2 separate regions of the Homo sapiens genome follow, and region 2 is linked to region 1. A link is a contact called in ENCODE Hi-C data. All regions are on one chromosome and are shown on one strand. Each heading gives the region's core, a stretch centred on a gene start or an enhancer-like site at or near the end of the contact. The rest is flanking DNA. Distances are from core to core; before and after follow the strand shown. Region 1 holds the start of ARGLU1-DT (ARGLU1 divergent transcript). Region 2 holds the start of LINC00443 (long intergenic non-protein coding RNA 443).

Evidence for each region. Hi-C counts contacts between places; a loop is a spot of excess contacts on that map.
Region 2: a map of endothelial cell of umbilical vein shows a loop between it and region 1 (3-fold over the local background). The contact joins the promoter of LINC00443 here to the promoter of ARGLU1-DT in region 1. A Hi-C loop is called at or near these places in 2 of 168 maps with a recorded cell type or tissue (endothelial cell of hepatic sinusoid and endothelial cell of umbilical vein).

Annotation. Positions count from the first base shown.
Region 1 is chr13:106,616,020-106,621,304 of GRCh38, forward strand. It overlaps ARGLU1-DT (ARGLU1 divergent transcript), which reads left to right and starts at 1,791. Exons shown (of 4, transcript NR_051977.1): 1 at 1,791-2,014.
Region 2 is chr13:106,651,238-106,656,031 of GRCh38, forward strand. LINC00443 (long intergenic non-protein coding RNA 443) reads left to right here and starts at 2,643. Exons shown (of 3, transcript NR_047026.1): 1 at 2,643-2,917.

The DNA of each region.
Region 1 (5,285 bases), core at 541-3,040:
CACATCATGAAAAGTAGGGTATCCATATCCTCAAGCATTTATCCTTTGTGTTACAAACAACCCAATTATACCATTGTAGTTATTTTTAAATGTATTTGTACATTTTAAATGTATTTTAAATGTGGTTGTATTAATTTACTTTCCCACCAAGTGTATGAGAGGGTCCCCTTTTCTCTACATCCTCTCCAGCATTTGTTATTGCCAATTTTTTGGATAAAAACCATTTTAACCAGGGTGGAATTATATCTCATTGTAGTTTTGACTTGCATTTCAGTCAAATGGACCATTGGAACCCAGATCAGGGCTGAAACTCCATTTATTTCCTGGCCCACAAGCACCCTACTCCAATAGAGGGCCCTAAGGAATCCCGAGTTCTCTGGGTGTGAATGTCAGCTCAGGCCCTGTGTCCAGCATTTCTCAAAATGTTTGCATATTCTGCTTTTCCACTGTATAGTTGTTTAAACAAGTGACCACAGGCACATTTGGCAAAGAACCATTGGAACCATAACTGTGTTCCCTTGCCATGGGTGCTCCTGAGAACCTGACCTCCCTTTGAATTAGTGGATTCTGGGTCAGATAAACTGACTCAAGGATTAAGATCTGTTTTATTTCTTCTTCCATCATCTATCACACACTTGTGGCATTTCATCTTTACTTAATGTGGGCTGTAATTTTCTCCAAAGTTCCAGGAGTCATCCTAGCAGTGTGATGAAAACATCTCCCAGAGTCCTTGCCAGGGTGGCAAATCATCTATTACAGTAGACTGTGCCCATATAAATAAACTCATCATTTTCCAACTTCATGCTTCCCCTGCTTTGATTCATCCCCCTCATTCAGTCCCATGAAGAGTCTCTGGCTTTGGCCATTGCACGTTGGCCTGCCGCCTTTAGGCACATGGTTCCTTCCTTTGCTCAGCAGGCTCTGCATTTCCCCTCCACATGCTGTCTCACTTGACTCTAGTGATGGGTCTGGTCAAGGCAGGAGGTGGGGGTGGGTCCTGAGGAGCACTGTGTTGTCTTGCAATGCAGAGATTCCTATACCATGTTCAAGCAAGGGCAGAGCACAGCCTCTCACAGGGAGGTCAGGGCCACCTCTGTAGGCCCGGAGGGCTCTGAATGGAGTGTTGAGGTTTTGTTTTGTTTTGAGATAGAGTCTCACTCTGTCACCCAGGCAGGAGTGCAGTGGTGTGATCTTGGCTCACTGCAACCTCCACCTCCCAGGTTCAAGCGATTCTCCTCAGCCTCAGCCTCCTGAGTAGCTGGAACTACAGCCACACACTGCCACGCTTAGCTAATTTTTTGTATTTTTAGTAGAGGCCAGGTTTCACATGTTGGCCAGGCTGGTCTCGAACTCCTGACCTCAGGTGATCTGCCTGCCTGGGCCTTCCAAAGTGCTGGGATTACAGGAGTGAGCCACTGTGCCCAACCTCAAGAGTTGAGGTTTTGAGAGCATTAATTCTGTTGTCTCTCTCATCCCTAATAGGCCCCTGACATTGTCATAGCCATAACCAGACTAACCAGAGCTAAGAATTCAAATTTTTTTGAAGTGCTGCTATTCTTATAATTAATTCCTGGGCCTTATCCTTAGATTTTTCAGTCCTCCTGCTACAGGAGATGAGTCTCTTCCGATGCCTCCAGTGAGGCTTTCTCCCTTTCACACTTTCCTTTCAATGATGATTCACAGCCCTGAGCCTCACTTTGTCTTTCTCTAATGCCTCCAGTGACTCAGCCAGAGCCATTAGAGTCCATTGTTCTCAGGACTGGTAATTTCTCTAACTCCCAAAAGCCTGGGAGATTGCCATCTACCAGGGTATTCTCTCCCACCTCTTTCCCACCCCAGGTCATCACCAGTGAAAGTTCTGACACTTGCACTTCTCCGGCAAGCCAGGGCCGGGGCTTCACTGCCAGCCAGCAGGAGGATGAGCCAGCTCTGCAGTTCCACTTCAGAGTCCATCTTCTTGGATCACTCTTGGCACCAACTGTATTGAGTTGAGTTCTGGGAAATAGACTTGCAGGTAAAAATTTCCATGAGAAGTTTTTTGGGGAGTGATCTTAGTGCTTATACCTATAAAGGAGTAAACGCGGTAACACTGGGCAGAAGGAGATGTTGAGCTTTGTTGCAGTTGCAGCAGAGGAATCGGTCAATCTTGCATGGAGTCTGACCTGGGAGGGCCTCCCAGAGCTGTATCACCATGAGGCAAGGGGCCAGGCCTCTGCATCCCACCTTTGTGCACCAGTCATTGGATGCAGCTGCCCCTGGGATGGTGCTATGAACTTGGGCAGGGTGGCTGTCTTCAGCTGGGAGCCGTTTCCAGGAAGGGACCCAGTGGGGAGCCCTGACAACCACCCCCCAACCCACCAACACTCTCAGCTGTGGAGAGGATGACAGCGTCTGCCTGGGCATCACAGCAGCCACAACCGCCCCTTTTTCACTCCTTTTAATCTGTCTGCCCCCTTTTATACATTTATTCTTCCAAGGTTTCTATTCTCAGGCTTTTTCTTCTTGGGTCTGCCTTTCTTTGGGGGGATGGGGCTGCGGGGAGTGTTGCATCTACTTCCTACTACAGATGCTGTGCCCTGTCCTCGGATCTCCATGATTCCCACCCACTGGTTTATCCTTCTGTTTGTACCAGTCCTCTTTGGACTTCCCACCTGTTTGCATCACCTCCCCAACTTCCCGATTCGACCCCCAAGTCCTATATCTGTACGATACCTGTGCATGCCTTGTATGGAAGTCCCCATGGCTCGTACGTTGTGGATCCAGGCTTCTGTACTTCAGTTCCCAGCACCAATATCACAACCTGTTTGGAAGTGGACATGCGTTAAATTCGTGCATGTTCCCTACTTTTTGCCTTGGTGTCTAATTCTGCTCTCTCTTTCCACCCCGCCCCCCTACCTCAGTCCATTATCCACAGCTCTTACAAAGCTACCAGAGGAAGCTTTCTAAAATATGAATCTTTATTCATCGAAAAATATTTATGGAACGTTTGCAGTGTCCCACCTAGGTTATTTTCTAGGCATCTGTGATGAACAATACAGTCAAAGTTCCTGCTCTCACAGAACTTACATTTTAGCCGGAAGACAGGCATTTAAAACAAGCGAATGAATGGATAGATGCTATGCTAGGAATTAGAATGGTAAGATAGCATGAAGACATGGCTGTTTTATAATAATATCAGTTGCCTGATTAAAAATTGTCAGAGGTTTCCCATTGTCTTCAGGGGAGAGTTCAGACTCGCTTGGCACAAAAGACTCCCATGGAGAAAAGTTCTGGGCCCCTGGTGTGGATCAGATGGCCCCTTGAACTTGGTAATTTGGGTGGCTGACTCTTCCAGGAGGCCAGTCCTTCTGCCCCAGTGGCCTTCCTCCTGGTCTCCTTCCTTCCTCCTCCCGGGATCCCTTCCCACTGGAATAATGTTGCTTTTAACCAAAGTGACAAAAGCCCAGCTGGCCTCAGCAGGTTTATTCTTGTCAGTGTCTCAAACCAGACAATGAACAATCCATTTCAACAGGGACTTTTGCCACTATTTCTGGGAAACGTGGACTGTGACATGACTTTTGGAAGAAGATATATTGTTTTTAAGCATGGAGGTGCAATGCTGATTTCTACTGAGGCTGGGCGCTGCGGCTTGATTTGCACCCACACAACACTCCCTCTTCCTAGCCCAGTATCCCCTCCCCCCCGCCATTTTATCTCACTGAGATTATAGGAGATTTTAAGCAAGAAAACAAAATGAAACCAAGCACTTTATCAGTAGGTTACAGGTCAAAGGCGATAAGTCCTCAAAAATCCCAGTTCTCAACAGGAACCTGGGACTTTTCACTGCACTCACTGCAGAGGTGAGGAGATGACAGAGGAAGCAGAAGGTCCCTTGCCCTTGGCAGGCTCCCACCAAGCTGCCATTACTTATGGGGCCATCTAATGAGGGATCTGAAGAAATTGATGACGGACCCCTAAACATCCCTGAGTCCAGCAAATCTCCTCCCCCTTCCTTCCCGCATTGCCGCTCCTCTTCTTTTTCCCTTTATTTGGCGTTATGTTCATTGCCTTTCCCCCACTTCTCTCTCTTCCTTGGACTCCTGCAGCCCGGGTCACTAACTTAGCTTTCACCCCCCCTAGTGGTAAGTAAGGCAAATCACCCATTTGCTTGTTGGTTCCAAGAGCTACAGCTACACGCGCTCTCATAGGGGCTGAACAGATATAAAATGAGAGAAGACATCTACTTATTATTTGAAGGAGGTTAAACTTTTATTTTAACCACAACAGATAGTCCCCAATCTTGAGATACTTATTCTTTATTATTTGATTATTACATACATAAGAAATTACAACTATAGTGTATCAATAGAATTTCATAATGTGTACAGTCAAGCCTTTTAGGTATTTTCTATTATTATACATAAAAATATAGTTAATGAAAAATAAAATCATTTCTCATTATACCTGAGGTGTGATGTAAATGAAGTTGATACTGTAAGATTGATATTAGTCACGGTGATTGCCCTTTTGAGTGAAATCAACATGCTGTACTAAAAAAAATATAGTACAATATTAGGGTTTAGCTTGTATTTCTGAGACTGGAAACGGTCTTAAGAGGGATGAGGTGAGCTGCTGTGATATGCAGAGGCCTGGGAAGACCTTTCTGCTGCTAAAAATTTTGCCCTGACTCATGTGGCCTTGGGCTAAAATCAAATGTTCACATTGATAGGAAGGCATCATAAAAATAAACGAATTGTCAGCTCTTTCTCCTTTCCACTGTTAAACCTCTGCAAGTTTAACTCTGAGCTGCTGGAAGGAGGGTGAGAGGTAGTTTTGTAAGGAACTGGGTGGATTTTCATAATACTGGGATGTTAAAGAGCAGAATGAGAAGTGTGACAGAGAGCACGGAGCACTTCAGGAGGTGGAAATGGTGTGTGATACTGTAACTCCAGCTCTTGTTGGACACAGCTTTTTAAAATTTGTATTTCATGAGTCCTAGGAAAATTCTTCTTCCCCAAATGGCAGTAGTACAGATCTGGGGCTGAAAGAAAGGCCTTCATTCTTTTTTTTTTTTTTTTTAATATGTAAAATGTTAACTCATTAAATCCTCCCTATGACATTATGAGGTAGGTGCTATTGTAACATTCACTGTGCTGATAAACTGAGACAGAAGAGAAGTTAGGTAACTTGCTCAAAGTCACTTAACAAGTAAGCAAGGGGTGCGGCTTCCACCCTAGCAATCTGGCCCCAACATGCGTGCATTTGCTTATTCTCCAGGGCTGCTCTTCTAGCTGGAGGATCTGGAG
Region 2 (4,794 bases), core at 1,393-3,892, 36 kb after region 1:
AGACAACATATATTCTTCACTCATGTGGTTTAGATACCATAACACTTACACACACGGTGATTGAGTTACAGTCAGAAAGGCGCTATAAAATGACCTTTCCTCCCACCAAGTTTAGATCGCCTATGCAGTTCTAGAGAGAAGTATTAATCTTCAACACAAAATGATCGACTCCATTCCAGCAAGATCACATTGTTCGTATACTTTCTTTGGTTATTTTATCAGCTCAGCTTCCATTGTTTCTCCAGTGATAAATTGCACTTTTATTCATTTCTTTATTTTATGGAGTGCAGAGTCACAGTAATTTCCTTGTTCCAGTTCCATTAACTTCCTGGCAGTATTGTTTAAAGTCTCCAGGCCCTGATGTGTAATCCAACTGTTTCCCTAATATGTGGGAAGCAGCAAACTGCTTGTTTATGTCATAAACAACTCTTGCTATATCTTTTCCCATGAAAATTCTGGCACGAGCTTAGCTCAGTATTCTAGGGCTTAACATAAACCTGGTGTATACAGAGCCTTCCTGGAGTGTTTGAGAACCGAGTAGAGGAACTAGGACTGGCCTGGAGTATCATACTTATCCCACCAACCAAGTTAAGCTTCGAAATTTGGAAAAGAGATCACATACACCAGAATTATTTTCATGTTCATATCTCGGTAGATTCCTCAAACTATCTACACTAGTTTTTTTTTTTCCACTTTTCTCAAGTCCTTGATTTTACCCACACCTTCCACTATGTCATCATACAAATTAAACCTCATTTCATTGTAAAAATTAAGGTCATCTGATCAACATGCTTTCAGCTATCCCTCCATCTCAGAATGCCTCCACATTGCTCCTGTCCTCTCTGCTTCAAATCTAAACCTAGAACCAGCATGGCTTTTCTTGGCCAAAGTGAATCCACTCACCTGTGCTCCAGATGGCACTGTTTCTTTTCTTTTTTTTTTTTTTTTTTGAGACAGAGTGTCGCTCTGTTGCCCAGGCCGTATGTAGTGCAGTGGCGTGATCTCGGCTCACTGCAACCTCTGCCTCCTGGGATCAAGTGATTCTCCTGCCTCAGCCTTCTGAGTAGCTGGGACTACCACCATGTCTGGCTAATTTTTGTATCTTTAGTAGAGATGGGGTTTCGCCATGTTGGCCAGGCTGGTCTTGAACTCCTGACCTCAGGTGATCTGCCAACCTTGGCCTCCCAAAGTGCTGGGATTACAGGCATGAGCCATCATGCCCGGCCTCACCATCCCTTCTTTATACCCTTAATTTCTCATGTTCTCTGCCCTCACTAGCAACATTTTCCTTTTTGGAGAGGTCATCTCTGCATTCTATCTTTATTTTCTTATCTCCTGGTCCATTTTCAAATACACTGTAAATCTAATTTGATCCTCAAACTCCTCCATCAATGTTCAGAGCTGAGATTCTGGCTCATGGCGAAGCAGGCAGTAATGTGGGGGTGGGAAAGCGCAGAGAAAAACTGGAGGTGGGGAAACCTGTTAATGGCAATCATTAAGTCTAAGGAAGCAAGAGGCAATGAAGCTCTGTGTTAAGGGTTTCAGGGTAGGAGAGCTTGGGTAGAAAGCACAGTGCCCATCAAATCTCCAGGTGGTTTGCTACTAATGGGGGCATGCTGTGTTTTCAACTTGAATGTTGAAGGAAATGATGGCATTATTTACAAGTATAGGGGCAAAAGGAGGAGAATCTGAGCGCAAGTGTGTGGGGCTAATGAGGAATTAACATTAGGCATGTTGAATTCGTGGGGATGGTTGGATGATGAGAGACAAAAGTTGGAACTTTGCATTTAGGGCTGTAGAAGGAAATGAGGGTTAAAGACACAGACTTTCAAGTCAACTGCATAAAAGGGAGCCTTTCCACCATAGCTGCAAGTTTCCTGAGAAAGGATGTAAATAGATAGAAGATGGCTTAGGACAGAGCTTTAGAGAAATTCTACCAGGGACGGGTGGAAAAGGCCTCAAAGGAGAATGCAAGGGAGTAATTCAGGACCTTGTAAATCAGGACTAGTTTCCAAAGAAGTGCAGTCAGCAGAGTCAAATCATGCAGAGACTCAGCAGCAGCAGAAATGTGAAGAGCCCCAGGAATCTGGCCATGGAGAAGTCACTCATTCTGTTGTTCAGGAAGAGGTGGCCAGGCCTGCACAGTGGGCTGAGCACTGTTTTAGATAATGGACTAGAGATTCCATTAAATCAACAGCGAATTATGTCCCTGACTTTAGGGAATGCACATTCAAATGACAGTAGCAGAAAATTAACAAGGAATTACAATTCAACTTGGTAAGTGCAATAGCAAAGAGAAAGCAGGGTGTCCTTGCCGCCAATACTAAGTGGGTGGATTTGGGGACCTCTCAGTCATCTCTCTACTAATAAAGGCTCGGCAACCAGACTGCCTGAATCTCAATTATGGCTCAGCCACTTAGCTGTGGGATCTGCGGCAAGTTATGTCCCTGCTCTCTGCTTCAAATTCCTCATTGGTAGTAAAAAATGATAATGATGATAATAACTATATCTACATTATTGGTTTGTGGTAAGAATTAAATATTTTAAAATATCAGGGCCACCCATGATTAACAGCCACCGAACATCTATGGCACTTATAGGAGACTTATGAAATAGGCATTATGATCACATGTGTTTCCACAGGTGAGGAAACAGACGCACACAGAGGTGAAGCAGCTTCCCCAAAGGCGCATGGCTAAGAGTGGTTATTTGTCTCCTTGTCACGCTGTTTTGAGGGAAGGATTCCTACACTAGGATTATGAAGATCGCCAAACAGATGACGCTGGATCCCAGAAAAGTGGGGCAGAATGCAGTTTAGTTGTCACATATGCTCACAGCCTAGGGAAGAAGACAGCGGACAGCCCACAGGGCCACGCGATGGTTCAAGAACAGAGTGAACAGCCAGGGCCTGTGAAAGGTGGGTTTGTAGTAACAAGAAGGGGACTTGGCCCCCGTTTTTGCTGTGTTCATGGGGGTGAGTGGCTGTGTTCATGGGGGTGTATGACTAATTTTGTAGGCTGGCAGGGAACCAAAACCTACTACCCAAAGATAAGCAGGAACTGTGCCTGGTCCCCTGGTGAATTAGTGTTTTTGGCTAGGGGACCTTACCTGTCAGAGCAGAGTGGGGAGGGAAACTTGTGGTCATTTGAAGCCTGATTTTATCAGATGTCAAAGCCTCACTTAATATTGAACCCCAATTTCAGGGCTTACACCTCAGTGACCTAGTGGTGATTAGGACCCATGTATTCTGGGTCCAGGTCCAAGTGCATCTACACTATCCTGTATTTTCTAAAATTCAGACAAAATGTTTTCTTTTGAACATGTCTTACATTCTCCATCTCGACAATGTTTGTTCAAGCCTATCTCTTTGCCTGGAATTCCCTCTTGATTCTCAACTCAGCTTTTGAGATCCTGTCTGCCAAGGACCATCTCAAATGCCAGTTACTTTGCAAAGCTGCTTCGGTCAGATGTGGCCCCTTCTGCGTTTCCAGCACATTGTACGGGGAAAGAGCGTGCCAGAAAATCATGGCTCAGTCTCTGACTTTGCTATTTGTTTGTTACATACTCTTGGGGAAATGAGCTTGATTACCCTTAGTTTTCCCATTTTTCCAGCAGGGATAATAATTTCTCTTTGAGAACTCTTGAAAACACATGTGTAATGCTCAGTATTTAGAAGTCACACAATAAATATGAATTTCTTTCTCTTAAATGATTTTGTATCTCTACTGACCCCGGTATTATTATGCTTCATACTATAATTACTTGTTTGTTTTATTCACTCCCACTAGGCCATAAACTTGAGAGATGGTATTTTACACTTTTGTCTTTCACATCTTTGTCCTGGTTATTTGCTGCTCACCGTCACTTCCAAAGTGAAAGGGTGGGCTGTGTGCGGTGGTTCACGCCTATAATCCCAGCACTTTGGGAGGCTGAGGTGGGCAGATCACTTGAGGTCAGGAGTTCAAGACCAGCGTGGCCAACATGGTAAAATCTCATCTCTACTAAAAAGTACAAAAAATTAGCTGGGCTTGGTGGTGGGCGCCTGTAATCCCAACTACTCGGGAGGCTGAGGCAGGATAATTGCTTGAACCTGGGAGGCAGAGGTTGTAGTGAGCTGAGATCGCACCACTGCACTCCCGCCTGAGTGACAGAGTGAAACTCCATCTCAAAACAAACAAAACAAACAACAACAACAACAACCAAAAAAAAAAACACAAAGTGAAAGGGTGACCTTGGTTCTCATCCATTGTGGAAGGACTTCTCAGCATGTGCTGCTCTACAAAGCAGTGGGGCTGGCTAGGACAAGCACTTTGCTGTTCTCTTAGGAACGCAGTTGCTTTAACTGCACATAATGTCTTTTATTCCTAAAATACACATGCCTGGGAGACATAGCACAAGAATATGAATCCATATTATATTACATAAATCTATATTATGGTGAAACTGACATATCCAATCCCAAACTAAGTTTAACTGGGGTAGTTTTCAGAACCTGAAGAGGGGCAGGCGTGACATGGAAGAAGAAAAGCAGGTGTCAAAAGATGAGTCTTGGGCTTTTATGGTAATATTTGTTTCTTTATCAATTTTAACACATAGATTTGGGAATGGTAAGAAAATGCAGCTCAAACATATTATTTGTGCTATTCACCCATGAACAATGTAAAATGTATGATAAAGAAATATGAAACTGCCATGGGAAAGAGAGGTTTGAATTTTCTAAAGATTTAAAAGATTTGTGTCACATTGTTTATTCTTCATTAAGTGTTAGAGGAATAGATGTATTAATTCATGAAG